Linked DNA regions of Homo sapiens: region 1 is linked to region 2. Evidence: chromatin loops called from intact Hi-C (ENCODE). Cell type or tissue: PC-9. All regions are shown on one strand. Each heading gives the region's core, and the rest is flanking DNA. Links, peaks and the distances in the headings are about the cores only. Region 1 overlaps RMDN2 (regulator of microtubule dynamics 2). Region 2 holds the start of SRSF7 (serine and arginine rich splicing factor 7).

The links. A loop is a pair of places that touch in the nucleus more often than their neighbours do. Peaks named below come from ENCODE experiments on the same cell type or tissue, not always from the same donor. Only the 100,000 strongest peaks of a DNase experiment are listed, where the experiment ranks them.
Region 1: it touches region 2 in a loop (9-fold over the local background); 2 of 110 quality-filtered maps call a loop at or near these places.

Annotation. Positions count from the first base shown.
Region 1 is chr2:37,974,469-37,990,702 of GRCh38, reverse strand. It overlaps RMDN2 (regulator of microtubule dynamics 2), which reads right to left. Exons shown (of 11, transcript NM_001170791.3): 4 at 15,389-15,491; 5 at 9,360-9,420; 6 at 1,087-1,162. The region is part of intron 2 of RMDN2-AS1 (RMDN2 antisense RNA 1); the gene reads left to right. Among named protein-coding and RNA genes, the nearest start is that of RMDN2-AS1, 54 kb to the left of the region's middle. RefSeq lists a silencer at 9,969-10,332. In PC-9, for the core only: CTCF peaks have their summits at 5,721, 5,921 (motif pointing left), 8,197 and 8,396 (motif pointing left); DNase peaks (open chromatin) are centred at 5,182, 5,892 and 8,402.
Region 2 is chr2:38,736,785-38,753,018 of GRCh38, reverse strand. SRSF7 (serine and arginine rich splicing factor 7) reads left to right here and starts at 1,658. Exons shown (of 8, transcript NM_001031684.3): 1 at 1,658-1,790; 2 at 2,825-3,005; 3 at 3,314-3,490; 4 at 4,366-4,440; 5 at 4,862-4,972; 6 at 6,272-6,325; 7 at 6,840-6,875; 8 at 7,832-9,420. The coding sequence starts at 1,763. The coding sequence ends at 7,886. RefSeq lists an enhancer at 1,154-1,213 and silencers at 2,074-2,173, 2,384-2,573, 12,009-12,181. In PC-9, for the core only: a CTCF peak has its summit at 11,945 (motif pointing right); a DNase peak (open chromatin) is centred at 11,888; H3K27ac peaks cover 2,535 bases.

The sequences.
Region 1 (16,234 bases), core at 3,740-11,739, 760 kb after region 2:
TTTGTGTGTGTGTGTATTACTTACTTTATTTGTCTATCATGGCAAACTTAAATCCTACATTGGATCCTACTTTTCCTCCACCAAATCAATATGCAGAGATTGTTAACTACTTAGTGCTGGTCACACTTAAGATGTTATTGAGCTTATGACCAAAAGGCCTTTTTTTTTTTTTTTTTTTTTTTTTGAGATGGAGTCTCATTCTATTGCCCAGGCTCGAGTGCAGTGGCATGATCATGGCTCACTGCAACCTCCGCCTCCCTGGTTCAAGCGATTCTCCTGCTTCAGCCTCCCAAGTAGCTGGGATTACAGGCGCCCGCCACCATGCCTGGCTAATTTTTGTATTTTTAGTAGAGATGGGGTTTCACCATGTTGGCCAGGCTGGTCTCGAACTCCTGGCCTCAAGCAATCTGCCCGCTTCAGCCTCCCAAAGTGCTGTGATTACAGGTGTGAGCCACCACACCCGGCCGGCTAATTCTTAATCTTTGAAAAAGTGATACTCATCTACTCCGTGACTTCTTTCAGAATCTGGACTAATAATAATTTTTTTTTTTTTTTTTTTTCAGACGGAGTCTCACTCTGTCACCCAGGCTGGAGTGCAGTGGCGTGACCCTGGCTCACTGCAAGCTCCGCCCCCCAGGTTCATGCCATTCTCCTGCCTCAGCCTCCTGAGTAGCTGGGACTATAGGCGCCCGCCACCACTAATTTTTGTGTGTGTGTATTTTTAGTAGAGATGGGGCTTCACAGTGTTCGCCAGGATGGTCTCAATCTCCTGACCTCGTGATCCACCCACCTTGGCCTCCCAAAGTGCTGGGATTACAGGCGTGAGCCTCTGTGCCCGGCCAACTAATAATAATCTTTAATCACCCAAATAATTTAATTCTTTTTGTCACAGTACTATTTAAAGAGTATAATTTCATTTTCTAACATTTAAACAAAAAAGCAAATTCCCAGAGCTTAATCTGTTGAATAATCTGGTTTATACCCATTGATGGAACATATGGCTACATTAAAACATTTTTATTATTAATAAATACCCTTCCATATGTCTGGATCTGAAAAGAAATATGAAAAAAAAAAAAGAAATACCTTGAAGAGGTGCCCATAGTTGATTTTGTTTTGTAAACCCTCAAACTCAGATACATAGCCACACAAAACTGCATACCTGAAAAGGACAAAAACAGACAAAAACAGTGGCCACTGTGTAAATTTTTAACAAAATGCCACCAAAACATAACATTAAAAGAAACTCTAAAGCATTCATTCATATTTAACAGGAGTATTCATATAAATATAAGGGCCCTAACAATAATAAATACTTGACATTAACATGAGGCCAGTTTTCTCATCTATAACTGGGGATACTAACAATATTTACATGTATACTGTGAGGGTAAAATAAGCCAAAACAGGTAGTGTGATTAGAACAGTGACCAGGACATAAGGACTTTCAATAAATGTTACCTGCCGCTATCATCATCATCAATATTAAAGTCATGAAGAAACTCTCAGAAAAAGTCTAATCACATTAAGCATTAAATTAGAAAAAATATTGTCAACAGATTTATAACATTAAAAATACTGTTAAAGTCAACTTAAAAAATTCATTCCCTCCTTTAAAAAACTTACAATTTCATGAGCTCCTTTAATACCAATAAATATGCAAATAAATACCACGATTAAAACAAAATCAAAGGTAATTTTAGAGTATGCTTTTTCAAAAAATTTCCCCTTCTCCTTCAACCCTTCCTGGAAACACTTCATTGCTAGAATAGTGCATCCCATGGGTCATTTATTTGTTTCCACTGAGAATACAAAAATTTATACAAATAGTTATTTGACTTTAAGTTGCATGCAATATTTGTTCAGCAATTTGCTTATTTACTGGAAAAATTGAAGATATGTTGCTTTTCACATTCAGAGTGTTTCTACCTGTACAAAAATCTTTGAAGTATTTCAGAGTGTTTTTGTCTAAGGTAAAATATCCATTTACTTAAATATTTCGAGTAGGTGTTAATTTTTACTTGCATTGTCATAGTAACTAAGATGAAAAATGTAACTTTGGATGTTATTTATCTCAGCCATTTCTATGAATATCCATAACTTCCAAGTACAAAAAAACAGTGAATAATTTTAATTTGGAACAGTAAGACCATTCCTAGACACAAACGATAACTTAATTCATACCACATATGGACAACCAATAAAATGGCCACTTTTCAGTTATGACCTTTTTGATCTCTGTTTTCAGTTTCTGTATAATCAACAGAATCTGCTATAGTAAAAGCAAGGAGGAGGACCATATCAACGTACTAAAAACAACCTCAGAACTTAACTAGATTAGGATACACTACTACTCACGAGTTCTAAAATCAGACTGAATTTCATGTACCTCTCTAGATCCACAATAAATCTTTCCAGAGATTTCAAATTCAAGAAAAGCAGATTAACAGAAAATGACTCTCAAACTGCTTTATAAAAACTTATTGTTGCCTCAGGCCTATGTTCTTTTATTTAAAAAATTAATAAACTATGTTTTGGAGCACTTTTAGGTTCTCAGCAAAACTGAGCAGAAAGTATGGAGGATTCCCATATATCTCCTATCCTAGCCCCTACATTATAGCCCCCACTATTATTTATTTATTTAGAGATGAAGACATGCTCTATCGCCCAGTCTGGAGTGCAGTGGTGCAATCTTGGCTCACTGCAACCTCTGCCTCCCAGGTTCAAGCAATTCTCATGCTTCAGCTTCCTGAGTAGCTGGGACTACAGGCATGTGCCACCATGCCTGGCTAATTTTTGTATTTTTAGTAGAGATGGGATTTCACCATGTTGGCCAGACTGGTCTCGAACTCCTGACCTCAGGTGATCTGCCCACCTCGACCTCCCAAAGCGCTGGGATTACAGGCAAGAGCCACTGTGCCTGGCCAACTTCCCCCACTATTAACATCCCACTTCACAGTGGTACATTTGTTAAAACTGATGAAACTACACTGACACATCAGTAACATCCAAAGTCCGTAGTTTACAATATGGTTTGTACTTGGTGTTTAATATTCTATGGGTTTTGACAAATGTATAATGACATGTGTATACTGTTGTAATGTGTTACATAAAAGTTTTACTTCCTATAAAAATCCTCTGTGTTCTGCTTATTCATCCCTCCCTCCCCGCAACCCCTGGCAACCACTGATCCTTTTACTGTCTCCATAGTTTGGTCTTTCCCAGAATGTCATATAGTTGGAACCATATAGTATATTGCCTTTTCAGATTGCCTTCTTTTACTTAGTAATATGTATTTAAGGTTCCTCCACATCTTTTCATGGCCTTGATAGCTCATTTCTGTTTAGCCCTGAGTAATTTTTCATTGAATGGATATACCATAGTTTTATTCATTCGCCTGTTGAATATTTGTTAAGCGTTTCTCATAGAGATCTTGTACATACTTTGTTCATTTTCATCTATGTATTTCAATATTTTTGGTGCTAATGTAAATAGTGTTATGTTTTTAATTTCAAACTCCACTTCTTCATTGCTGGTATAGAGGAAACTGATTGACTTTTGTACCTTAACCTTGTATCTAGCAACCTTGCTATAATTGCTTAATCCCAAGAGATTTTTTTTTTAGATTTTTTACAAAGACAATCATATCATTGTCTTTGCAAACAATTTTATTTCTTCCCTCCCAATCTGCATACCTTTTATTTTCTTTTCTTGTTATATGGCATTAGCTAGAACTTTCAGTATAATGTTAAAAAGCAGTGGTAAGAGGGAACATCCTTACCTTGCTCCTGATCTTAGTTTCTCAATGGTGGGAAAGCAAGTTTCTCACCATTAAGTATAATGTTAGCTGTATGTTTCCTGTAAATGTTCTTTATCAAGTTGAGGAAAATTGATAAAATTTTCCTCAACTTGATAAAGTTTGCTGAGAGTTTGCTAGTTTGCTGAGAGTTTCTTTCTTTGCACTATCAATGAGTGTTAGATTTTGTCAAATGCTTTTTCTGTGTCTGTTAAAATAATCATGTAATTTTTTTCTGCTTTGGTGTGTTAATGTGGTGGATTATAGTAATTGATTTTCAAATGTTGAACTGGTCTTGCAGACCAGGAATAAATCTCACTTGGTTATATAATTCTTTTTACACATTGTCAGATTCAATCTGCTAATATTTTATTGAAGATTTTTGCTTCTATATTCATGAGAGATAATGGCCTACTACAGTTTCCTTCCAGTGTCTGATGTTGGTATTAGGGTAATGCTACACTCAAACAATGAGTTAGGAAGTGTACCCTCTACTTCTATCTTATGTAATTGGTATAATTTTCTCCTTAAGTATTTGGTAGAATTTACCAATGACCCCGTCTGGTCCTGATGCTTTCTGTTTTGGAAAATTATAAATTATTTATTCCATTTTTTCAATAGAAGTAGGCCTATTCAAATTATCTACTCACCATGTTATTTTGAAATGGCCTCTGCCATTCTGTTCAATGTTTCCTCTCAACGAGTTCCAGTTTGGGGAACAATTCTAATCCTTCCAAATTCAATATGACTACCTCCCCAAACTCTCTATTTTTGTCATGGGCATTATCATTTTCCAAATTATTTGGACTTAAAACTTTAGGCCACTTTCTATTTAAATATACTTTTAGAACAGCTTTGAATTTACAAAAAAATTCTCATAGTACAGACAATTCCCTTACATGCCACACCTAGTTTTCCCTATTGTTAACATCTTACATTACTACAGTACATTTGTCAAAACTGTACCAATATTGATATACAATATTGATACAAAATTGTCACAATGAACCAATATTAATACACTATTAACTAAAATCTATATTTTATTCAAATTTCTATCATATTTCCCTATTATCCTTAGTCATTTTTGACATCTTTCTCTCCATCCTTCCTTTCATATTTACTTCTATTAATTCATAACTTGTTAGGTATCTTTTTCAACATGTTAAAATCTTTTGAGTTACTGTTGTGATCCATCATATACCCTGTTACTTCTAATTTTGTGTTCTCTGTAACTTTTACAAGCATACTTTCTATATCTTCACCCACCAACAAAATTACTGAACACACTGGGGACCAAGATACAGACCTGGCCCTAGAATCACCCCCAGATTGACAGTGATCTGTTGCATAACTGAGCCTCAAACCGTTTAGTCAGCATGGGTTAGCTGACTCAAAGCTTGACCACATTTCTACATCTTGTCCAAAAAATGTTATGAGTGAACTTGCCTCAGTGCTTTACTTCAATCCAGGTATACTGGATTGATTTCCCTACTCTACTAGCAAAATAAATAAATAAATAAATAAAAAACAGATCATTTCACCTTTTTAGAAAAATCTGTCTTGGTTCTCTTTCAGCGTACACACTTATCTAGAGATGCACAAAACAACCCATCTAACCGTGCTGGAATGAAAAGCATAGATGCTATGTTCACTGGTCTATAGTGGTAGAATCTATCTTCTGCTATTTTCTGCAAATCAGAACTACTTATGGATATCTCTAGGCTTTTATTTTGCTCTCTCAACATATTCTCTCCAAGTTACTCTGAGTCAAGGGAAAAAAAACCCCATGATTTATAAATACCATAATATGAAATATGTACATTTTCCCTTTTAAATAATCTGCCCCTAGAGTTACATTTTTCATATTTTTTTGGAATCTGCTTCTTTAAAGTTTAAAATATTATCTATCATTTTATGTATCATAAATTCAAAGCTACCTGGTCACTTTCTCCCAAAGGGTCATTACTTCTTTTCTTTCAATCCATTCTACCTATGTTTGTGTGTGTATCTGATTTTTTAATACTGTTCATTTAAAATACTTAATTTTATTTTTTTTTCTCAAATACTCAGGCTGATGGAAATTCTGAAAAAAGTTAATTCACAACATGGTATATTACCTCCATCTAGAGGTCATTCTAACTACATATGTTTTGACAAGAACACTGTATTTTTCTTTGCATTGATAGTGAATATATCCTTAATCATTGACTATCATACTGTTTCAACAACTACTAAAACAACTCCATTAATTTCCCTGCAGTATTTCTCATTCAGCACCAATGCTGTTTATACTATGAAAAAGCAGAGGCAGCATACTGTTAACAGAAAAATGACTAGGCATATAAGAATACAAAACTGGGTTCTAGTTTCTGTTTTTCCACTTGTTGTATTGCTCTGATTACTAATCAATACACACATTCATGCGTGCATGCACACATACACACAGTACCTTGCTTACCCCATCTATAAAGTGAAAACAAGCTGCTCTGTAAATCACATGTTCTAAGACATGTGGATATAATTTGCAAAGGGTAGAGCACAACCAATATGTAAGACATTACTTATAATTAAGGTCTGGCTTATTTGGCCAACAAACTGCAAATCCATTGGTCACTTTATTCTCATTCTCTTGATTCCAGGAGTATTAAATATTTTTTGTCAGTAGAACAAAAACAACTGAATCTTATAGAAAGCATATACAGCCTTAAAGTTACAAAGTCATTTCATTTTAGAAAAGATAGAGATAAAACTAAGTCATTAGAATGATCTGTATTTTTCAATCATTCCCAAATCATACTAACCCTTTTTGAAATTTATTCTTAAAGATTACATCTTTTGTTTCAAACTGAAGGTTTGTAAACCATCATATAATACTGTAAACGATGGGTCTGCAAACTCTTGCAGTAGGGCCAGATAGTAAACATTTTAGACTTTGGGGCCAGTCTTTTGCAACTACTCTGCTGCTGTGCAAAAATGCCTGTGTGTGGCTGTGATCCAATAAAACTTTATTTACAAAAACAGGCAGTCAAATTCATCTGCAGGCTATAGTTTGTCATTCATGCTGAATGAATGAGAATATGTCTTATTATCATACTAATAAATTCAGCCTTAATTCAGTTTTAACATAATTAAAGAGAGTCCAGCAGAATAAGATTTGAACATTTTATTATAATTAATTATAAAATCAGGCCACCTAAATTTCACCCATTGCTTCTCAAGTCAAAGTTTAAATTTCTTTTTTCATCCCCTCAAACATCTACTATTTAATTTAAGGAGGACTTTTGCATTCAGTGGGATATAGTATAAGAATTAAGATTAAATTGACATTTAAATTTCTCAAATCTTAATCAACTGATTAATTTTATTTTTTTAATTCAAAACTGATACTGAATAAGAAATTAGGTGAAACACAATTGAATCACTACTCTGTGTTTTGATAAGATTTAATACTGGGGTTAAATGCTATGATTATAAACAAGACAAGGCATTTAGTTCTCAACAAAAAGTAAAAGAAGATGAACAAAGGAGATGTAACCAGATTAGTGGAAGACAGACTGGGAAACCCAGAGTTCAGCATCATCTATGCTCACAAGATACATTTCAAGGTACTTAATGAAGCCCTCAGAGAAAATTCAAATTCAACATTGCTCCTCTATGAAAATTTGGAAACCCACACTGATAAATAACCTCAAATTGACGATTTACACCAAATGCACATTTTTAATGTGATTCTTCATGGGTACAGATGCATGTGGGAGAGAAGGAAGAGGACAGAGGATGGGAAAGGAAGAGCAATAGACGAGGGAGAGAAAGAAGAGAAGGAAGAGGAGGGGAGGGAACAGAGGAGTCAGAGGTAAGAGACAGGAAGAGTAGGGGAGGAGGAGGAGGAGTTGAGAGTTAAAAGTAGGACTTCGGTGTTCTTTCTGCATCCTAATTAGGCTAACCAGTTCCCAAATACCTCCATTATCAAACGCGATGAAGAGAGAGAGTAGGGCTTGATCACCACAAATTCATTACAGTTACTACTAAACGTAGGAACAGAAGTACTTTAACATATATGTTAATTTACTAGTGTTATTATGTAAATTAGATTATCTAGGTAAACCTGGCTAACATAAATAATTGCCAAGACCCTCTGTTCTAGGGAAATGATCTTAAGTCTGTACCAAATTGTTACCTGAAAAATTACCTTTTTCCCTAGAATTTTGGCAGAGGCACCGAGTACAAAACAATACTTTATCTATTAGGTACTCCAATCCCTAAAGCAAGATTCTCTACTATCCATCCGCGACACACTAAGAAATTATTCACAGGTTCTGCCAGATTTAGCCCTTCACTCTTCTCCAGGCTACGTAAGATAAGGAAAATAATTCACCAGAGGGAGGAAGAGACTGGGAGTGAGGATTTCTACAGGGTTAGGGTGCTGTGGGTTCTGCCTTCCACTCTCTCATGACAGAGGGCAGGGGCTAGGCTTGCATCTCATCTAAAGCTATGTGAGGGCAGCATCAAAAAGTCTATTCATATTTTGGCATGTGTCCCTTTGAGTTCGGACAAATAAAATGTTACCGGATTCCTCCCCAGGGAATTTTAAGTGAGAGTTTGTGAGTGGAGCTCCCCCTGCTGGTGGCAGAGTGAAAAAAGAGGTCTCCTTTGAGGAAATGGTTTGTACTTCAGATTTTGGTGGGGCAAAAATGAGTCTTCTGTGGGACAAATGTGGACCTGTGGAAAGGGAGTCATTTTAAGAGAGATTTTGCCTAAGAGTGCCCCTACATCATAGGGATGGGAAATAAAGTAACCGCAAAGAAGGGTGGATTTCTGGAAACTTAGGGCTGAAGAAAGGGTCATACATTTATTATTGTATCTTCCCACTATCTGGGGCACCTGTATTGCTGGAGAGAAAAAGAAACCAAGAGAAAAAGAAAACAAATGTAAAAATGCAACTACAAGAAAAAGGAAGAATAATAATTTAAAACAATATATTCCTTATTGTTTTATAATTTATAATTTATATTTATAAAATAATGTTTACATAAACATACAAAGGGTCCAAACACAATTAAGAATGATTTTTTTTTTGCTCTAAGGATATTTACCTATACCAATCTAACTAATTAAATTCTCTTTGTTTGAACTTTTAATATCATAAATGGCTTTTCCTTGATCTGTGGAATTTGTATATTACGATGCATCAATGCATAAGAAATGGTTGATGTGCTTTTCTACATTTCATTTAGAAACATGCTATCATTTTAGTATTTGTGTTCAAGCAAAATGTTATACTGAACTAGATTTAATTATAACGTATCATCTTCAAAGCCAGTAGACTTGGTAGATTCATTCAATAATTTTTCAATAAAAGTTTCCCTTAAATATATTTCAAGGCTGCATAATAAAAATGTGAATAAACAGAATAAGAACAGTTACTGTGCTATTATACATATTTTTCAGTGAATGTGACTGACAGATTAAACGTATGAGTCAATAGTATTTTGAAAAATCCATTTAATTTATAAAGAGGCAGGTTAGAATTTAAAAGACTGCATAAATCCTATACACTTACCACAGATGACAATGTCCATTCATGGGTGCTCTATTAATAGCTCTTTCACTTAAAGTTTTTCCTGAAAGATAAAAGTACTTACACTTAATACCTTCATGTGAGTTGGTAGGAGGTGGATTATTGAATTAACTCATGGTTCACAAAGTATGGTCCCAAGACCAGAAGCATCAGCATCACATGGCAACTTTGTTTAAGAACTTTTCAGCCACATTGGAGATCTACTCCATCACACACTGTGGGATTGGGGCCCAATAATCTGTGGTTTAATGAGCCTCCAATGATTCTGATGTATGCTAAGGTTTGACACCCACTAGACTAAGCAACTTAACCAAGTGCAAGAAACGTCATTTAATTACTGCTTACAAAGCGTAATAGAAATTTTCTGTATTCCATTCAAACAACATTTACTGAGTACCTACTATGTGCCATACTGTGTGAGTGTCTGGGAATAAAATGTAAAATAAGACAGAGTCCTTGACCTCCAAGAGCTCACCGTTCAGTATGCTGCAGGCATATAAACAAGTAAGTTACATGCAAGAAAAAAAAAAAGACCAAGGTGAAAAAGAGGGCACAGCAGAGTGGGTAACTCTAACTCTGCCTGAAGGAGTAAGGGAAGGCTTCCCTGAGAAGTTCTTGCCTAATCATTCACAATAATGAACAGGGCCAGTGACATAAATAATTCCCCCAAATTATTTTACTTAGTTTTAGAGGAATTTTTAACCATGTAATAATTAATTTGGGGCTGGACCTGGTGGCTCACACCTGTAATCCTAGCACTTTGGGAGGCCGAGGCAGGTGGATCACCTGAGGTCAGGAATTCGAGACCAATCTGGCCAACATGGCGAAACCCTGTCTCTACTAAAAACACAAAAATTAGCTGGGCGTGGTGGTGCATGCCTGTAATCCCAGCTACTCAGGAGGCTGAGGCAGGAGAATCACTTGATCCCAGGAGGCAGAGGTTGCAGCGTGCTGAGATTGCGCCATTGCACTCCAGCCTGGGGGACAGAGCGAGACTCTGTCTCAAATAAAAAAAAACCAAAAATAATAATAATTTGGATAGAGGTTTGTTTATGGCTTGGAAAATCTAAATACCTGCAAATAAAACAGAACTGTGTTCTGAGAATCTTTCTCAAAAGGGGCCCTTTTGTTTTATAACTTCTTTTCTCCCTGATCCATTATTATTATCTTGAAGAGACTATCCAAGGATATGCAAAATGCTTTTCTAAATAAGTGGTTGAGATAATCTTTATAAATAAAAATATTTTATTCTAAAACCACGGTTCTATTTGTTAATTTGTTAAGGTGGCATTCTACAGTTCTATCCATTAAGATAAATATTCTGTGTAGAAATCGACATAAATTGGAAACAATTAAAAAGTGAAGCATTTTAATAATAATTAACTGCAGTGTGAACAAATATTAAAGAAATTAGCAATTTTAAATGAATGATTAAAAACATGCTTTTTAATGTAAAAACATTAAAAACTAAATCAATTTTTTAGCTACATTACCAAATGAATAAAACTTTCAGCGTACTGCCAGAAGCCTGAAATAGAAGTGATTCCATCACTCCAAGAATATAAAAAGACGCCGGGTAGTATACAAACTAGATTCATAGCCTCACTTATGCAGTCAGAATAAAAGTAAAGCTATTTCCTTTAGAGAACTGTATTTTGTGATCTTTATGATGCATTCATATCGATTACTTAATTAGGAAAGTTAGAAAAATGTTTCTTTAAATAAAGATTCATATCATAATACTTCAGAAACATACTGCATAATGATATACTCACTTTGAGTTTTATCAAAGAATTTTGTACTCTCCAGTGATCAAATCTGTACTAAGCATAACAACCTTAAACATGCTATTATGAGAAGAAATCTTCTGCACTTCCTCCCTCATGCTGAACCCCAACGTTCTTCCACGGCTGGTCTGAGCCCCTGCCTTGCTCTCAGTTCCAGTATACTTGGTCATTACCATTACTAAGCACTTACTCCTTATACACTGAATATAATTGGCTGTCCCTTTATTATCTTTTCCATAGAATAGGTTCCGTAGTGTTGTGCAGCCTTCATCTTATTTATGCCTCTCCTTCTCTCCCTCCTCCCCTTCCCTCCACCCTTCGTTTTCACACTGTTCCTTGACAAAATAATTTTGAATAAATATTTCTTAAATGGATAAATTAAAGGAATTCTTTTACTTTTATTTCAATATCTGAATGAACACATCGGAGGCTTTTTCTACTCCTTTTTCTTTGGCACTATAAACTCTTCTCTTTTGGATATATCCTATTTCAATTCTATGCTTCATTTTAGCCCCTGAATTCCCTTCAACCTATTTCTTTACGAATTTCACCATCTAAGACATTAACTCAGTTAAACTCCCATTCCATTTAAGAATAGAGATCCAGAGCGATTTTACCTATGGCAAACTGTAACTTCCATAAGAAAGACTTCCCTGCATCAACCTCCATCCTCTGCCATCATATTCTCCTTTCTGCTACATATGCTCGCAAACAGCCTGTTCTCTATCTATCTATCTATCTATCTATCTATCTATCTATCTGAGAAAGGGTCTTGCTCTGTTACCCACTCTGCAGTGCAGTGGTGAGATCATGGCTCACTGTGGCTTTGATCTCTTGGACTCAAACGATCCTCCCACCTCAGTCGTGTTATTTTTAGTAGAGACAAGGTCTCCCTATGTTGCCCAGGCTGGTCTCGGGCTTCTGAGCTCAAGCTATCTGCCCGCCTTGGCCTCCCAAAGTGCTGGGATTACAGGCATGAGCCACTACATCCAGCCTCTGTACTCTTCTTTAATAAGAGCTTATTTCCATTCGTTTTTGTATATGTATGATTATTTGACTAGTGCTGCCTCCCCTACAAAGCCATAAGCTCCCCTGTAGCCTGAAAACATGTCTATTTTGCTATCCTATTCCTACCTTAGTACATAATACCCAGGGTAGGGCAGGTACTTATGAAAAAAATGTATTTACCTTTCCCTCTCCCTCCCCCTCCCTCTCCCCCCTCCCCTTTGCACGGTCTCCCTCTGATGCCGAGCCCAGGCTGGACTGTACTGCCGCCATCTCGACTCACTGCAACCTCCCTGCCTGATTCTCCTGCCTCAGCCTGCCAAGTACCTGCGATTGCAGGCACGCATCACCACGCCTGACTGGTTTTCGTATTTTTTGGTGGAGACGGGGTTTCACCGTGTTGGCCGGGCTGGTCTCTAGCTCCTGATCGCGAGTGATCTGCCAGCCTCGGCCTCCCGAGGTGTCGGGATTGCAGACAGAGTCTCACTCACTCAGTGCTCAATGTTGCCCAGGCTGGAGTGCAGTGGCGTGATCTCGGCTCACTACAGTCTCCACCTCCCAGCCGCCTGCCTTGGCCTCCCAAAGTGTCGAGATTGCAGCCTCTGCCCGGCCGCCACCCCATCTAGGAAGTGAGGAGCGTCTCTGCCTGGCCGCCCATCGTCCGGGATGTGAGGAGCCCCTCTGCCCGGCCGCCCAGTCTGGGAACTGAGGAGCGCCTCTTCCCGGCCATCATCCCATCTAGGAAGTGAGGAGCGTCTCTGCCCGGCCACCCATCGTCTGGGATGTGGGGAGCGCCTCTGCCCCGCCGCCCCATCTGAGATGTGAAGAGCGCCTCTACCCGGCCGCGACCCCGTCTGGGAATTGAGGAGTGTCTCTGCCCCACTGGCACCCCGTCTGGGAGGTGAGGAGGTCTCTGAGCGGCCGCCCGGTCTGAGAAGTGAGGAGCCCCTCCGCCCAGCAGCCGCCCCATCTGGGAACTGAGGAGCCCCTCCGCCTGGCAGCCGCCCCATCCGGGAAGTGAGGCGCGTCTCCGCCCGGCAGCCGCCCCGTCCGGGAGGTGGGGGCAGCCCCCGCCCAGCCAGCCGCCCCGTCTGGGAGGTGGGGGCGCCTCTGCCCGGCCGACCCGTCTGGGAAGTGAGGAGCCCCTCTGCCCGGCCACCACCCCGTCTGGGAGGTGTACCCAACAGCTCGTTGAGAACGGGCCATGATGACGATGGCGGTTTTGTCGAATAGAAAAGGGGGAAATGTGGGGAAAAGAAAGAGAGATCAGATTGTTACTGTGTGTAGAAAGAAGTAGACATAGGAGACTCCATTTTGTTCTGTACTAAAAAATTCTTCTGCCTTGGGATGCTGTTAATCTATAACCTTACCCCCAACCCTGTGCTCTCTGAAACATATGCTGTGTCCACTAAGGGTTAAATGGATTAAGGGCGGTGCAAGATGTGCTTTGTTAAACAGATGCTTGAAGGCAGCATGCTCGTTCAGAGTCATCACCACTCCCTAATCTGAAGTACCCAGGGACACAAACACTGCAGAAGGCGGCAGGGCCCTCTGCCTAGGAAAACCAGAGACCTTTGTTCACATGTTTATCTGCTGACCTTCCCTCCACTATTGTCCTGTGACCCTGCCAAATCCCCCTCTCCGAGAAACACCCAAGAATGATCAATAAATACTAAAAAAATTTAAAAAAAAAAAGAAAAAAATGTATTTAATATTGATGAATGTTGGAACACTTTACATAGATATACTTGGATTTTCTCAGTAGATATGAAAATAAATCCCCTTGTTCTCCTTGGTTAAGTTTTTATTTATGTTGAAATTAATACATCTCTTCTCTAGAATTCTGTTTTGTATATGGTCTGCAAACTGGAATGCTACAGAAAAACTCCACAAAGCTGATGATGAATATGCAAACAAGAGGGGGAAGCCCTCTCATCCTCCTCCCACTGGGGGAAACGAAAGCACAGAGGTCATTCAGCAAATGAATCTCCAAGTGGAAAAATATAATTACAAGGAGTTTGGTAAAACTTTCTACTTGGAAATAAAAATTACAGAGAACTAGACTGGGAAGAAATCTTTCTTGCTGTGTCTTCCTCTTGCTATCTTTTCTAGAAGAAAAGCCTGGAAATGAGAAGCCTTCGGAATAAATGAAGAATTCAAAAGATTTTGATGTCAAAGTACTATGCTGACATTCAGAGAGATGGCAGGTAGGGGCTTTTGCAAGGACACATTTTGACATCCAGTAAGAGTCAAGGTGAGGTATAAAAATAACAGTTTGATATTCTATCTATTTAGTTGTTCTTGTTGTGATGAAAAATTTCAAAAACTTGTAGAAAAGTATAGATGTCAGAATAATGAACCAACATGTAATCATCATTCAGCTTAGACAATTATCAAACAGAGTTTTTAACAAGGTTAATCTTGTTTCATCAAGATACATTTGGAAAAAACATTAAAGTCTGCGAGTTTATTCTTCGTAGTCCCTAGAGTTCTACATTACAGGAAGTAAGATGTGTTACTTTAACTGTGGTTGACAACTGCTGAAGACACTTGTCCTCTGCCTGTTATTGTTTCTCAAACACTGCCACTACATTTCTTGTCTAAGTTTTATAAAGTTAAAAGATGAAATTTAAGTTTTTTTCAGTTACCTATTCTAATATATTCAAATATTTCTGAAGAACATATACTTTAGCCCTAAAATGCCTTTCTGTTCTGAGAGTGTACATTTTTTTGTACCATAATATATTAAAATAGATTAAACATACTGGTTTTAGCTAAGATAATTTAGCTTTAGTTAACATTCACTAGTGATTTACTATAGATCTTTTTTTTTATTACACTTTAAGTTCTTGCATACATGTGCAAAACATGCAGGTCATAGGTATACACGTGCCACGGTGGTTTTCTGCACCCATCAACCCGACATCTACATTAGGTATTTCTCCTAATGCTATCCCTCCCCTAGCCTCCCACCCCAAGACAGGCCCTGTTGTGTGATGTTCCCCTCCCTGTGTCCATGTATTCTCATTGTTCAACTCCCACTTATGAGTGAGAACATGCAGTGTTTGGTTTTCTGTTCTTGTGTTAGTTTGCTGAGAATGATGGTTTCCAGCTTCATCCATGTCCCTGCAAAGGACATGAACTCATCCTTTTTTACGGCTGCATGATTTACTATAGATCTTAATTGCTACTTGAGAATAATCTTTACAAAATGCTTACCAATATTAGCATAATGTTTCTTTTCTTGTGTGTTTGTAGATAGTTCATACATGTCTCCATAAGCACGAGCAAATCGCCACATAAACTCTATTTCATCTCTAAACTGAAAAGAAAAGATGGAGTTGCCTGTTAAATTAACTTGGTAACTTGTCTATTCTATTCTTGTTTTCTACTGCAACTTTTTAAAAACTTAGGCAGGTAAACTGGTATTTATAGATTATTGAATCTATGTATATGCATATTTCGTGTGAAACATTTTTAATCCAAATACTCATGGCTAAGAAATATGACCTAATGTAGTGTTACATTTGGATCTTAAAACCAATTAATATTATCCAGACACTAGCTCCATCTATGCAGAGAAGAGATTTGATAGGCACCAAAATCTAGAAATTCTTCCTGAGCTGTGGCATCCTTTTCTTCTTTTCCTTTCCAAGTTATCTATTATCAATATAATGAGCATCTCAGTTAATATCTGTAAATTGAAAATGCATATACTCAAAAGAGCAGTCACTTTTTTTACTCAAATTACCTAAATATAATCCTGGAGAGCTATCAAGTTTTAGACAATGTGTTTAGAGTTGCTAAATCCTCAGACAAATAGAGATTTATTTCTCCATGGGACACTGCAAACTTTTAATTTTTAATTTTATTTTATTTTATTTTATTTTTTTTAGTGGTGGTGGTAAGAGCTCTGGACAGGCTTTTCTTATTCAGACCCAACACTAAACACTGCAAAATCAACAAATGACCATTGGTAGAAATAGCTTTGAATACCCATATCTGTCTCAAAATATTTGTTAAATATATAAATTAGTAAAAAAAAAAAATCAAATAAAAGTAAAT
Region 2 (16,234 bases), core at 7,886-15,885:
TCAGCTCACTGCAACCTCCGCCTCCTGGGTTCAAGCAGTTCTCCTGCCTCAGCCTCCGGAGTAGCTGGGACTACAGGCACACGCCACCACGCCAGGCTAATTTTTTGTATTTTAGTAGGGACAGGGTTTTACTGTGTTGCCCAGGCTGGTCTCAAACTCCTGAGCTCAGGCAATCCGCCCGCCTCGGCCTCCCAAAGTGCTGGCATTACAGGCGTGAGCCACTGCGCCTGGCCCCTATATAGTCTTTATAATTATTGTTTAATTCTTTTGAGAAGAACCTATAGATCTTTATAATTATTGTTTCTTTTGAGAAGAACCTTGTTAAGAAAAAAATCACCAAGACTAAGGGAGAACACATATACTCTACAGAGCTTCTATTTTCTTCTTAGAGATCTTCCTGAGAGAGATTAATTCTCTCCATAACTTAATCAACGTAAAAAATATGCATAAAATCATAGCATGACCTGGAAAGAATCCATGCTTTATTCACCAACTAGGCCTGCTTTCCCTGTACTCTCCATTCCACACCTATACTCACCAAATGAAGTTGCAAAAGACGAAAAAGATAAAAATGCAAATACCTAAATGTCTTTTTTTATGTACATTTCCAACTTTTGTGTATTCCAAGAATTTACGATGTAATGTCTATGTTTCTAGCAAAAAAGAACTTTTTCTCTATTTGTAGTTGGTGTCTAGAGCAATTCTAATGTAAAGAAGTTTTGCATTTATTTGGTACTGTTGAGTGGCTGAGCAGCAAGGCTGCTATTTCCACTGAGTGGAGATACACAAAGATGACTTAGGAGTCCCAGTCCTCAGGATCGGAGTATTGGTGGATCACACGTGTTACAAAGCAGAAAGCATTAGGAAAAGCAAATCAGTTACTTTGAGCTTCAGATGCAAATAATTTCCAAATTGTCACTGGCCAAAATGCTTTAAACATTCAGGGTTTTGTCACAATTTCAATATAAAGGGGGGAGGGGGGAGCGGGACCCCACAGCTCTATTCCTTTGTCTTTCAGACTCCAAGAACTCAGACCGTGGTGGTGCAAACTGGTGACTGGTTCAAAAGAAGTTGGAGGGGGCGTGTAGGACAGGAGGCTTTACCACCAGTCCCAGGGTGCGTCAAGGTCTATGGTGTAAAAACCACTACTCAGAATGGCGGGGTTCATGGACTTTTCACCATGGCCAAACCTTCGATTACCTCTGATGAGCCCCAAAGATCAGAGTAGCTGACTAGGCCAGGTCCCCCAGCAGAAGGGCGCGACGGCTGCAACATCAGCGGTTAAATTGTACAGCCTTTCATAGGCCGGTCTAATGCATCCGTACTAAGATTGTTAAGGCTGAGGGTCCCTAGCCTGGGGAAAAACGAAAGGAGGCAGAGGGTAGGGAGACGGGAAAGAAGACAAGGAGGGTGTAGAAAACGGGGAGAGGAGGGGGCGGGACAGCATGGGGAAGGCCTCAGGTTTACTGGAGAGATCGTGGCGTTCCCATAGAAACGTATCCCTCCGCCCATGACCCGCGTGTTAGTCTCTTCAGTTCCTTCCGCGTCGTTTCTTGGCTGTTTCCGCCCAGCTCCTTTGTGCCGCGCAGAACAACGAGATGACGCATGCGCAAAGCGCAGCGGCCGCATATATAAACGCGAACCCGGGCTCTTCCTCGTAGTGCCGCCGGGACTCTTGGCGGGTGAAGGTGTGTGTCAGCTTTTGCGTCACTCGAGCCCTGGGCGCTGCTTGCTAAAGAGCCGAGCACGCGGGTCTGTCATCATGTCGCGTTACGGGCGGTACGGAGGAGGTAAGAAGCTGGAGTCCGGTGAGGGACGTTGGTGTGGGTGTAGTGAGCACTGCGAGGCCGTAGGGTTGTCGCGGAGGTTGGGAGACGGTTATTCCGCGTGCGTAATGGCGGCTTAGGAGCACGCCAGACGAAGCCGGAGGCAGCGGAGGCGGGGTGCTGAAGGGAGACGGGATGGCGGGTGTACATCTCTGCCGAGTTCCGTACTCTTGGGCATTTTTGTGGCCCAATCCAGCCTAAAGCAGGGTTGAGATGACGGTTTTCGCGTTGCCTTTCTCGGAGCTGCCCGCCGGCCCCCCTCCCCCCCCGCCCTCGGCGGCGGCTGCCATTTTGCGCACATTGAGGACCGTGGTGGCGCATTTCCTCAGCGCTTTCCCGCCACTTCAGCGGACAGATCTGGCCGCAGCTGTAAGATCGTGGTTGTGTTTGAGATAGAACGAAATTGGCAGCTGTGAGCTGCATGTTCTCGTCAAACAATCGGTTAAATTGCGGAATGGGAATGGGGACGTAATCTGCGACTGGCGGCTGGGTTTTTTTTAGTTATTTCCAGCGCGGTTTATGGCTCTGGGGCGGGGAGCTGGAGTCTTGGGCGAGCCTGTGCCTGGGACGTTTGCCGCGGAGGACGAGAGCCGGCGCAGCCCTGCTCTCCTGGCCCGGCCCCTACCGAGGCCCTCCCGCCGCCGACGCCGCTGCCGCTGCGGGCCCGCGCGCTCCCGGTGCGCCCGGGGCTGCCGGGACTCATGGGTGGGGCCGGGCCAGGTTCCGCCCCACGCCTCGGTGTATCCTACCACGCGTTTCTGCTTGTGTTCGGGAGGGTCACCCCGCATTATTTAGAACGTTAAGAATTTTGTCAAAAGTCTAGTTTCTCAGGGATTTGCGGACTTTCACCAGTTTTACGACTAAGTTTTGTCTTGGATAGAGGGCATTAAATGTGCTTTACCCAATCTTGAGGATGGCCCGTTTTAAGGCAAATAAGTAATTGAAACTTGGGCCAGATTTTGCGTAACGTGCATTCTTCTATTTGCGTTTTTAAACAGAAACCAAGGTGTATGTTGGTAACCTGGGAACTGGCGCTGGCAAAGGAGAGTTAGAAAGGGCTTTCAGTTATTATGGTCCTTTAAGAACTGTATGGATTGCGAGAAATCCTCCAGGATTTGCCTTTGTGGAATTCGAAGATCCTAGAGATGCAGAAGATGCAGTACGAGGACTGGATGGAAAGTAAGTAAGATGTTATGAATCTTCTGTTCATTAAAATATACTGTGGCTAGATAATGAACTTAGTGCTAAATTTGGATTCTGAAGTCTGGAAGAGACCTTAAATAGCTGGTCATAGTGTTAAATGCTAAAGGCACACGAAGGTTAAAGAAGATAGCGGAGATGGAGTTAGGGCTTGGTAAAGACCGCCAAAGTTTGTTGGGGGGGAAGGAGTGGTTGGAAAGAGTGAGTGGTTGGAAAGAGTTCTTTTTAAATCTATAAGTCCTGAATATATTTTTAACTTTAGAATTTTGTTAATTTGCTTTTATTAGGGTGATTTGTGGCTCCCGAGTGAGGGTTGAACTATCGACAGGCATGCCTCGGAGATCACGTTTTGATAGACCACCTGCCCGACGTCCCTTTGATCCAAATGATAGATGCTATGAGTGTGGCGAAAAGGGACATTATGCTTATGATTGTCATCGTTACAGCCGGCGAAGAAGAAGCAGGTATTTATTTTAATAAAGGAATGGTTGGTATTCTAGTTAATCAAGTAATTCTTTTATTAGCAAGGCAGAAACTAGTGTTTTTCTATAAACTTGAATGTTAATTGTACAGGTGTATTTTACAATTTTTGTTTAATTAAAAAAATGTTACTATATTAATAATCAACCTGGTCAAAACCTTTCAGGTTTCTTCGTTTGAGTCAGTCGCCTTGATTCAGAATGTCACGAGCCTTATGATATCATGCTGAGGCGCCTTGCAAATCCGACAATTAAGATCCTCCTAGACCTTGAGGTGATCAGCATAAGAGGCCAGATCCCCTCGAGTCATCTACACCTAGCTTCACCTTATTCTTTAAAGGGCAGAAAATTTGAGACGGTGATCGCCGTAACAGTAAATTTGGCTTACAATTGGGGCCCCCCTCCGGTTTAGAAAGAGGAACACCAGATTGACCACATTCCCAACTAGAAAAATCTTCTTGCGTCAATCAAGCCTCACCTGGCTCATTTGGCTGTCAGTTTGATCGTCGTTAGATTGAAGAAAACATCTAGATGCAGCGATCGGCTATAGATACTTCTAGATCGTCTAGATCTACTAGACCATGGGCCAAAGAGGGTCGACCTGCAAACTTGCAAGGTTTATTTTAAATACACATTACAGTGTTTTATATTATGTAATGCTAAGTTGTAATTCAGCTTTTAACAAATCTTTTTTTAGGTAGTAAAAAAAAAAATACTCAACAACTAATAGGCCCAGAGTTTATTTCCAAATGAGACACTAAATTTAAATAGTTTTGAGATTTGATTTCAGCAGAGGCACACAAACTCTTAAAAACGAGTTATTGTCTGACATTTTGTTTTTTCTCTAACTTGAAAAATAGGTCACGGTCTAGATCACATTCTCGATCCAGAGGAAGGCGATACTCTCGCTCACGCAGCAGGAGCAGGGGACGAAGGTGAGATCTTGTTTAACTGAAGTCTTTCTGTATTATTATTAAATTCACTGGTAGTCCAACACAGAAAAAGCTCATTATTTTTTTTGGAGACAGGGTCTTGCTCTGTCACCCGGGCTGGAGTACAGGGGCATAACCACGACTCACTGCTGCCTTGATGATCTCTTGGGTTTAAGCAGTTCTCCTACCTCAGCCTCCCGAGTAGCTGGGACTGTAGGCACTGCCACCATACCCAGCTAATTTTTATTTTTGTAGAAATGGTCTTGCACTGTTTCCCAGGCTGGTCTCAAGCTCCTGGGCTCAAACGATCCTCCCGCAGTGCTGGGATTATGGGCATGAGCCACTGCACCGTTCCCCAGTTGAAGTCTTAACAGGCCAAAAAAAAAAAAAACTGTGGAGATGGACTTAAAGTTCTTTATTTTAGGTCAAGGTCAGCATCTCCTCGACGATCAAGATCTATCTCTCTTCGTAGATCAAGATCAGCTTCACTCAGAAGATCTAGGTCTGGTTCTATAAAAGGATCGAGGTATTTCCAGTATGTAACACTTTTTTTCCTTACTTGTGTTTGGATTGTTCACATCTTATCAGTAGAGTGTCTTAAGGACATAATTCAAATGGATTGCTTCAGGGAATATTTGAGATGTAAAAGTTTGGAATTTATGTGTAACTTGTAACATAAATATTAACCTAGTTTTACAGATGAAGAAAAGGGCTACTAGAGATTTTAAGGCTTGTTAGGCCGTGTGGTAGACAAGGGTCCCAAGCAATACAGTTCTACTCAACACTCTGGGTAGGCATGTTGCTATAAACTTTTCTGGCTTCAGATTGGATGATACTAGCTCTGAAAGATGGTAATTGATTTTCCCGACAAAAAGGCCTATTAGCACCAGGAAAAGAGATCAGAAGCAAGTAGAAACATTTCTCATTTTTGGAATGATGGGGTTGATTTGAGACACTGGAAAGTTGACTAGGGCAGTAGTGTGTACACAGAAATGAATGTGGATTTTTTTTTTTAGACCGTTTCAGACCTGAAAAAACTAAAGAACCAGAGCTTTACTATTTGTAGAAGGCCTTAAAAGGAGATAGAATGGAAAAAATTGTAAAATAAGTATTGCAACATGTAATTAACAATATTGTTATCTGTACCAACGATAAAACCGTGGTACGGAATGCTACTGGGAGTTAAATTGCTGTTTAATAGCACAAAACCTTTAAATGCAGGAATTCTGAATCTTGTGGTCTATTTGAGAAAGCTATGAACCATCTCTTTAGATAAATTTAAAAGATAGATATGTCAGTCTGATTTGGTTTGTCTGACAGATTGATGGCTCTCAAACATAACTTGATCCAGGAATAAAGCCTTACAAATGGGGGGCGGCTTTCTTTTCGTCTGGCCTTATCACCTGAATTAGTCTCAGTTCAGGGGTCTGGTTATTTTCATCCTGCCTTAGCCTCCTGAGTAGCTGGGACTGCCATTGTGTACCACAGTGCCCAGCTGAGGGATCTGTGCCTTAAGTGAGGTTAGTTTTGCTTCCTTCATACCAGTCTCATCAAATGAAAACCATGTATTTCCCTTGGATATTACACAGTGTTTGAGAATGTTATACCTGTACAGAAACTAACCAATTGAGTGATAGAAACAAGTAATTGAAATGGGGGTTCCTTATGTCTGGTAACACTTTGTTTGACAGTGTGTTAGACAGAATAAGGCAAGTGTTGCATCTTGTTTAGTTTTAGCTTCTTTATGCCTGACCAACCTAATACAGTGTTGAGTAGTTAAGGAAATTCCTTTGGACTGATTGATATAATTGTGTTTTTCACTTTTTTTATTAAGATCCCCGTCGAGGTCAAGATCAAGATCCAGGTCTATTTCACGACCAAGAAGCAGGTAGGGTAAAAATTTGATTATGCTTTTCTAGTTATATGGCACCAATATCCAAAGAGTTCAAAGTGTTTTTAATTGTTGAAATTTTAAGTGTTAACTCTAAACTTAGGTTTTAGTGGGAACACAGTACCTTATTTGTGTATGTCCTATTTATTACTGGCTGACTTTCCCTGAACAAGGGAATGTAAAACTATAGTGAGAAAGAAGCTTATGACTTGGGGGATTATATTAAAGAGGCCCTTGTTAGAACTGATAGGTGCATGGAGAAGCATCCTGAAATCGATGTGCTTAAAGCAGAATGTAAAAGATTAATCATGATGTAGTAATTGAGTCATTTTTTGAAAAACAGTTGTTGAAAGATTGGCTTTTGTTAGCAACAACTGGTAGGATGTTTTTCAGTTTAAGTGCAGTCTGACATTTTAAGCTTAGGACATTTGGGGGTTTTACGGTATTGGTGACTACAAGAAAGGGATTGGTTAGTACTCTTTCTTTAATAGAATTTCTCATGTTTTGACAGCCGATCAAAGTCCAGATCTCCATCTCCAAAAAGAAGGTAAGCTAAATGTTTTGTTGCCAAATCTTGCCTGTCAAGTGTGGCCTCTGCAGAATTTGTTTGCTTACTGCTTTGCAGTCTTTGAGCTCTTTGGAGAATTGGTGCTATATAGATTAAAATACTATGCTAAGTTTCTGAAATACTTTTTTTTTTTGATTCAGTAACATTAGTTTATACTTTTGCTGGAAATACTTAGTCATAAAATGTTAGGGTGATTATTAAGATGTGATTGGTCCTGTGAGTACTTGGTAGAAATTTTGGTAAGATAGATGCCTTTTCCCCACATGTACAATAGATACAAAGTGTGGAGAAAAGTCTTGGAAATAGTTACCTGCCTAGTGCTTCTTTATGACCAGAAAACTTCAAATAGTTGTCATATTTATCTAGTGCTTCTTAATGACCAGAAGACTTCAAATAGTTGTCATATTTAACTGCAGGTTGACCTTGCAATTTTGACAAGGAGGATAGCCTAATTTTTTTTTTTTTCTGGGATGGAGTTTTCGCTCTGTCCCCAGGCTTGGAGTGCAGTGGCTCAATCTTGGCTCACTGCAGCCTCCGATTCCCGGGTTCAAGCAATTATCCTGTCTCAGCCTCTTGAGCAGTTGGGATTACAGGCACCCACCGCCAAGCCTGGCTAATTTTTTGTATTTCTAGTAGAGACGGAGTTTCACCATGTTGGCGAGGTTGGTCTTAAACTCCTGATCTTAGGTGATCACCTGCCTCGGCCTCTCCCAAAGTGCTGGGGTTACAGGCGTGAGCCACCGTGCCTGGCCAGGGTAGCCTAATCTTAAGCCAGGGACAAAAGATGAATATATGTAAGTTTCATGTCATTTTTAGGTCTTTGCTATAGGAAATTAGTACCTTAGGCCACCTTTGAAGTTATTGAAAGTTAGTACATGTACATGAGAGTTTCAATTGACACTAATTGGATCCAAACCTAATGTTTTTCTTTTTAGTCGTTCCCCATCAGGAAGTCCTCGCAGAAGTGCAAGTCCTGAAAGAATGGACTGAAGCTCTCAAGTTCACCCTTTAGGGAAAAGTTATTTTGTTTACATTATTATAAGGGATTTGTGATGTCTGTAAAGTGTAACCTAGGAAAGATAATTCAACCATCTAATCAAAATGGATCTGGATTACTATGTAAATTCACAGCAGTAAGATAATATAAATTTTGTTGAATGTATTAACATCATATGGTCTGAAAATGTGGGTTTTTATTTGGCACATTTAAATAAAATGTTTCTAACTAGATTTTTGATTTGTGTTCAATATTAACACTTCTTAATTTGATATATTTGAGAGTCAGACATTATAATTGTTAACCTTATTCATACATACCTACATTCAGAATTGAAAGGTGTTGGTTAAGTCTTGAACATCACTATTCTATGCATAAAACTTGGCCAGGATCTTAAGGGACTTTGAAAATTCCATCTTACCCTTGTAGCTCTGGGTAAGATGACCTGAGTCCCTTATGATACAGCCTGAATGCATCATGACAGATCCTTAAGTTAGCTAATCCGTTTGAAGTTGGTGTTAGTAGGTATTGTATGATCAGTGGTGAAGCAAGTAGGACCACTGATGTGTCTAAATGAGCATGACAGGAACTAAACGAAACTGATTAAATGTATGAGAAATAGAAACATTTCTGGATGATCTTTATACTAATTGCAGCTTTCAGGCTACTAGGTGGCATAGTGTTAATTAGGACTCCCCAAGATATGGGGAGTTCTACTCTCAATGGTCTTGTTTCTTTGCTTTCTACATTAGTTAACCAGTTTTATACCAAAAAATGCATGTTTGAGGAATTGTCTGAAATTGGGACAAAACACCTTCATGTAAACCAGCTTTGCAAAATTTTCCAGCCCAGATACTCTTCATCTATTCAAATGGATTGTCTTATTCTGAGCAAAGACCTGTTGTTAATCTTCAAGCTAGGTTTTGCAGTTCCCAACCACAACATTCTTCTATTTTGCCAGGCTGGTGCAAAGTAATTAAAGATGTCAATCAGAAATGTCAATGAGACTAAAGTGGTTTTGTAAATCTCAGCTATATTTAGCAACACTCCATGTAGCTAATATTTTTTGGTAGCATCTGGTAGACCTTAGAATGTTACATAGCCAGTAGGTTCTTTATTCAAATTTTAAGTATCTTAAGAATAGTAGGGCAGTAACAGTTACTTTTGAGAGTTTTCTGGTCAAGCTTTTACCAGGCATTCTCTAGCCTTGGTACAAAAAAAAAAAAACCTGCTGGTTGCGCAGATACCTAGGCTTGTCCATTTTATGCATTTCAGCAAAGTCATTGGATACTATTGCAACTTGGGAATACTGGTCTGCATCAAGTTTATTCGGTAGTTTGACCGCTAGTATGTTGGAAGTTATTTGGATTGTTTTTGGAATTTTGACTGGCTGAATTATGGTTGGTATAAAGTTATGTGTATAACTGGCAGGCTTATTTATCTGTTGCACTTGGTTAGCTTTAATTGTTCTGTATTATTTAAAGATAAGTTTACTCAACAATAAATCTGCAGAGATTGAACAAATAATCCTGATACTTAATTTTTGGAAGTGGGAGCTCTCAGCCAAAAGTAGGAGGCATTAATCCTGTAGCTTTAGGATGGGCAGCTAGTAGCGTCCTAGAAATGAGTATAGAAAGGATAAAAAGGTGTGGAGGAGGGGTAGGGGCAAAAATGGTTTTAAACAAATTCCAGCCTTGTGGGGAAAAGGGCTGTTTGGGCCAATACCTCTTAGGTCATGTGCAACTTGGCACCCGTTACTGATAGATGCATTTCAAAATAAGCTTTGGTGCATCCCCCCACTTGTTTTCTGTGATTGGGATTGCCAAATTGATTGTCACTGATTGGAAGTGCTGCTCCAGACTCATTCCTTCTAAACTAGCCTAGCACTGATGAGTAATCAGTCAGTTTTTATTTTTAATTTTTAAAATTTTTTTGCTTGGTGCGGTGGCTCGCGCCTGTAATCCCCCAGCTACTTGGGAGTCTGAGGCGGGAGAATCACTTGAACCTGATTGAATAGAGGTTGCAGTGAGCTGAGATTGCGCCACTGTACTCCAGCCTGGGCGACAGAAAGACTCTGTCTCAAAAAAAAAAAATTAGTGTTGCAGTGAATGTACTGTACTGTACGTCATTGACAGGTGATGTACAGTACAGTACATCATTGATAGGTGAACATGCTTACCTAGATCATCCTCGGAAATTGCTGAGTCAAAGGGTATGTGCATTATAATTTTTGCTGGGTACTGTTGGTTTGCCTTCATGGCAGTGTATAGGAGTACCTGTTTCTTTGTATCAGTTCCTACCTGATGGGCTATCAAACTTGATTTTTACCAATCTCAAGTTGAAAAATGGTGTTTCAGCATAGATTTTTTTTAAGACGGAGTCTCGCTCTGTTGCCCAGGCTGGAGTGCAGTGGCGTGATCTTGGCTCACTGCAACCTCTGCTTCCTGGGTTCAAGTGATTCTCCTGCCTCAGCCTCCCAAGTAGCTTGGATTACAGGTGCCCGCCACCACGCCCTGCTAATTTGTACTTTTAGTAGAGACAGGGTTTTGCCATGCTGGGCAGGCTGGCCTTGAACCCTGACCTTTGGTGATCTGTCTGCCTCGGCCTCCCAAAGTGCTGGGATTACAGGCGTGAGCCACCGCGCCTGGCCTCAGCATATTTTTTTTGAGGCAGGTTCTCTGTCACACAGGCTGGAGTGCCATGGTACAATCAGCTTACTGCAGCCTCTGAACTCCTGGGCTCAAGTGATTCTGCCACCTCAGTCTCCCGAGTTGCTGGGACTACAGACTTGCACCACCACAGTCGGCTATTTTTTTTTTTAATTTTTAGTAGAGATCTCGCCTTGTTGCCCAGGCTGTTCTTGGACTCCTGGGCTTAAGTGATCCTCCCATTTTGGCCTCCCAAAGTGCTGGGATTCCAGGCATGAGCCACCATTCCCGGCTGTTTTACATTTTGAAGTGGTTGAAAAAGAATAAAAATTGTAACATTTTATGACATATGTAAGTTGTGTGAAATTTAAATTGTAGTGTTTATAAAGTTTTATGGAAACAGCTATGACTTGTTTGCTTATGGGCTGTCACTGTTTTTGTGCTAACAGTAGTGGAGTTGAGTGGTTGTGACAAAGTCCAACAAAGCCTGTAAAATCTACTCTCCTTTTCATTTTACAGACAATATTTGCCAGCCCCTGGTTTAGATATGTGTCTTCAACTTTACAACTTTCAAAACAATTTTATCTCTGGAGATCTTGGGTACCAAGATTATTTGTAGAGTTGCCAGGGCCTTACCAAGATAGACTTTTGGTCTGGGAAGCCTGACTTATCCAGGACTCTTTCCTTGAAGTGCTTTGTGAAGCTCGGGGGCAAATTCTAGCCAAACGCATTTACGGACTTACCGTAAAATGGATGAATGAGACCATACTAGGGAAAGCTTTTACTCTAGGGTAGTGGTTCTGATTGCTAGTTGCAGACTAAAATCACCCAGGGTGCTTAAAGACATTCAAATGAAAGAATCACTGAGGGTGAAGCCTGGGTATTAATGTAAAAATTTCACCTGGTGATTTCTGAGACAGCATCTGTCACCCAGGCTGGAGTGCAGTGGCATGATCGCTGCCTTGACTTCCTGGGCTCAGGTGATCCTCCTGCCTCTGCCTCCTGAGTAGCTGGGACTACAGGCACATGTCACCACACCCAGCTAATTTTTGTATTTTTTTCTTAAAGATGGGGTTTCACCATGTTGCTTAGGTGGGTCTCAAACTCCTGGGCTTAAGCATTCCACCGGCCTTGGCCTCCGTAAGTGCTAGGATTACAGGTGTGAGCCACAGTGCCTCGCTTCTCCCCTGGTTCTTCTAATACGCAACCAGAATTGAAAACCACTGCTCTGGAAGTGGTGTTAGTTATTGGAAGATTGGCCTGGTTTATTCTACTATAATAAGGAAGTAGCAGCACTCACATGTGAATCAAAGGATTCTGCTATTGTCCTCTAGGTTTCTCTGTCTCCAAATGATCCCATGCTGGAAAGGAAACTGAAAAAAACAGAAACTGCATTTTAATTTATATTAGTACCAGTAGAGGTCGCTGTGCTCAAAGAAATAATCATCTTTAAAAAAAAGTTAACATTCTATTCAGAATTTTTTTTTTTTTTTTTTGAGACAGAGTTTTGCTCTTGTTGCTCAGCCTGGAGTGCAGTGGCGCGATTTCGCTCACCGCAACTTCCACCTCCCGGGTTCAAGCTATTTTCCTGCCTCAGCCTCTTGAGTAGTTAGGATTATAGGCATGTGTCACCACCCCTGGCTAATTTTGTATTTTTAGTAGAGACGGGGTTTCTCCATGTTGATCAGGCTGGTCTCAAATTCCCGACCTCAGGTGATCCACCCACCTCAGCCTCCCAAAGTGCTGGGATTACAGGTGTGAGCCACCACGCCCGGCTAATTTTGTATTTTTAGTAGAGATGGGGTTTCACCACGTTGGCCAGGCTGGTTTCAAACCCCTGAGCTCAGGTGATCCACCCGCCTCGACCTCCCAAAGTGGTGGGATTATAGGCATGAGCCACCATGTCTGGCCTAAATATTTTTTTTAGTATAAAAAATTAAGTGTGTTACTTAATTCCTCTTGATTTTTTAAAACTATTTTTTAGTTAGTGGTTGAATCTTACCACAATCTAGTTCTGATTAATACTCTGGTAAAATATAGAAATTACACTCCAATGCTGTTTCCTTTTACTCTTCCCTCTTTTATGCTATATTTATGTATTCTAAACTTGATACTACTGTGTTACAAGTATTGCTTTGTGTAATCTTAACGTCTTTTTTTTTTTTTTTTTTTTGAGACGGAGTCTCACTCTGTTGCCAGGCTGGAGTGCAGTGGCATGATATTGGTTCACTGCAACCTCTGCCTCCTGGGTTCAAGCAGTCCTCCTGCCTCAGCCTCCTGAGTAGCTGGGACTACAGGCACGTGCCACCATGCCCAGCTAATTTTTGTAATTTTAGTAGAGACAGGGTTTCACCATGTTGGCCAGGATGGTCTTGATCTTTTGACCTTGTGATCCACCTGCCTCAGCCTCCCAAAGTGCTGGGATTACAGGCGTGAGCCACCATGCCCGGCTAATCTTATGTCTTTTAAGAGAATAAATGAAAAAATACAATGTCTTATTAATCCATATATTTACTATTTCTGATCTTCTTTATTTCTTTCCATGGATTCTGGTGTAATTTCAGTATGGAGGACTTCCTCTAGTATTTCTCATAAGGCAGGCTTGCTAGCAATGAATTCCCTAGTCTTTATTTCACCTTTGCTTTTGAAGGATAGTTCTGGGTGATAATTGAATCTCTGGTTTTGAAGCACTTTGACCATGTCATTCCACGGCATTCTGGGCTCCATTGTTCCAGATGAGAAGTCAGCTGTTAATTGTACTGGTGCTGGTGGTCCCCTGTAGCGAGGAGTCATTTTTCTCCTGCTGCTTTCAAATTTTGTTTGCTTTTGACATTCAGCAGTTTAAATGTATCAACAGTTTGGTGTATCTAGATGGGAATCTCTATTCTTGAAGTTTGTTGAGCTTCTTAGATTTATAGATAATTGGTTTTCATCAAATTTGGAAGTTTTTTGCCATTATTTTTTTTTGTCCCTCTCTTTGGACTCCCATTACTCATACGCTCATGTGCTTGTTTTCTCACAGGTCTCTGAGGTTCTGTTCAGTTTTCTTCAATCTCTTTTCTGTTTTTCAGGTTGAATAATTCCTATTAATCTACCTTCAAGTTCACTTACTCTTTCTTCTGCTGTCTCAAATCTACTTCTGACTCTCTCTAGTTAACTTTTTTTTTGTTTTGTTTTGTTTTTTTTTGAGACAGTTTCACTGTGTTGCCCAGGCTGGAGTGCAGTGGCGTGATGTTGGCTCACTGCAACCTCTGCCTCCCGGGTTCAAGTGATTCTCGTGCCTCAGCCTCCCAGTATTACAGGCACAGGCACATGGTGATGCCTGGCTAATTTTTGTAGTATTAGTAGAGATGGGGTTTCACCAGGTTGACCAGGCTGGTCTTGAATTACTGTCCTCAAGTGATCCGCCCACCTCAGCCTCCCAAAGTGCTGGGATTACAGGTGTGAGCCATTGTGCCTGGCCTCTCTAGTTAACTTCTTATGCATCATTATACTGTTTTCAACAAACTTCTACTTGATTCCCTTTTTTTTTTTTTTGAGGTAGTGTCTCACTCTGTCACCCAGGATGGAGTGCAGTGGCATGATCTCAGCTTACTGCAACCTCCGCCTCCCAGGTTCAAGCAATTCTCCTGGCTCAGCCTCCCAAGTGGCTGGGATTACAGGTGTGCACCACCACACCTAGCTAATTTTTGCATTTTTAGTACAGATTGGGTTTTGCCATGTTGGCCAGGCTGGTCTCAAACTTCTGGCCTCAGGTGATCTGCCTGCCTCGGGCTCCCAGAGTGCTGGGATTACAGGCGTGAGCCATTGGCCCCAGCCTACTTGATTCCTTTTTATAATCTCCAGTTTTTTTGTTTTTGTTTTTGTTTTCAACATTCTTGTGTTTATCTTTTAAAAGACAGTCTCCCTGTGTTGTCCAGGCTGCAGTGCAGTTGGCTATTCACAGGTGGGATCATAGTATACTATAGTCTTGAACTCCTGGGCTCAAACAAGCCTCCTGTCTCAGCCTCCTGAGTAGCTGGGACTACAGGCATGAACCCCTATGCCCAGCTTCTTATGCTTATTTTAAAATTCTAGGGGGTTGCCTTGTGTCTGCACAGCTTAGGGGGCAGCCACTTTCTGGAGAGTTTGTGCTGACACCTCAACCAGTCAGACTTCTGTCCTCTGCTGATGGATCTTTGTGTAGGTAGGTGAGTAATTTTAATATTCAGGCTGCTTTCAAGTCTATCTTAAGTTTTACTTTTTGTTGAGCCCTTCATCTCTGTTGCACATGTACCCAGCCTCCGATCAGCCAAAAATCTGCTTGCAGCCACGACTGCAACCTCAGGCCAGTAGAGCCATAAGCCCTCCCTGCCTGCACAGCACTGGGATTGTTACTTCCATTGATGATGGTTTGGGTATGGCTGCCACTCACACCTCCAAATGGAGTAAACCCTCTTTCAACCACAGCTGCTTGCTTGTCCTCATGTTCTGTTTTGCCTCAGCAGAACCTTCACAATTACTGAGTTGGAGGAGTGAGGGGGATACGAACAGCCCCAGGCAAGAACACTACAGACTCCCACTATTCCTACTCAAAGCTCAGTAGTTTTTCAGACAACATATCTCAGACTGGAAGGTTTTATGTCTGTTTCCAGAACACCAAAATTGTTTTGAGCTGGGAGTAGTGGTGCGTGCTTATAGTTGCAGGTACTTAGGAGGCTGAGGCTGGAGGGGGGATTGCTTGAGGGCAGGAATTCAAGACCAACCTGGGCAACATAGTAAGACCCCCCATCTCTATAAACAACAAAAAAAATGTTTCGTCCAATTTTTTCAGCATTTTAATTGCTCGAACTATAATAAGGAGAGGATTTGCTGACGTCCTTGCCTGACTGTAGCTGGAAGTGCTGCCCAAAGCACGAGACTTTAATGATGATCTGCGTAACTGAGTTAAGCAGGAAATGCCTTGATTGGGAAAGGATTGCACTCCTGTCCAAACAGCCTCTTGAAAACTGGTGATCCAATTGCTTAAAATGGTTAAGAGTGAAAATGGGAACTGGCCGGGGACCAGGACACATGCTGAGCTTCCTTCCTGCCCTGTGCTGGTAGTCCTGCATTTTTTTCCATGTTCTACTTTTCGTAAACTCTCCAGTTCCACCTCCACAGCATGACATCTTAGTCTTCACAGCAGTGTTTGTGTAATTATTTTAATATGACATCTCACCTTGTACAATTTTTTATTTTTGAGACAGTCTTGCTCTGTAACCCAGGCTGGAGTGCAGTGGTGCAATCTAGGCTCACTGCAACCTCCGCTTCGCAGGTTCAAGCAGTTATCTGCCTCAGCCTCCTGAGTAGCTGGGATTACAGGCACCTGCCACCATGCCTGGCTAATTTTTGTGTTTTTAGTAGAGACGGGATTTCACCATCTTGGCCAGGCTGGTCTTGAACTCCTGACCTAGTGATCCACCCGCCTTGGCCTCCCAAACTGCTGGGATTACAGGCGTGAGCCACCGCGTCCAGCACCTTCTAAAATTTTACTTCTTGCTGGGGCCTTCAGCGATTTTATCATAAAATCACCCAATTATGCTGACATGCTGTCACATGTCACAATCTATGTCTTATAAGCACATGGAAGGGCTTCTCAAGCAAAGTTATGTGTTTCATGAAAAAGGACAGATTGGTTGCTGCCACAAAAAGAGTTTCTCTAAATTTTTGCT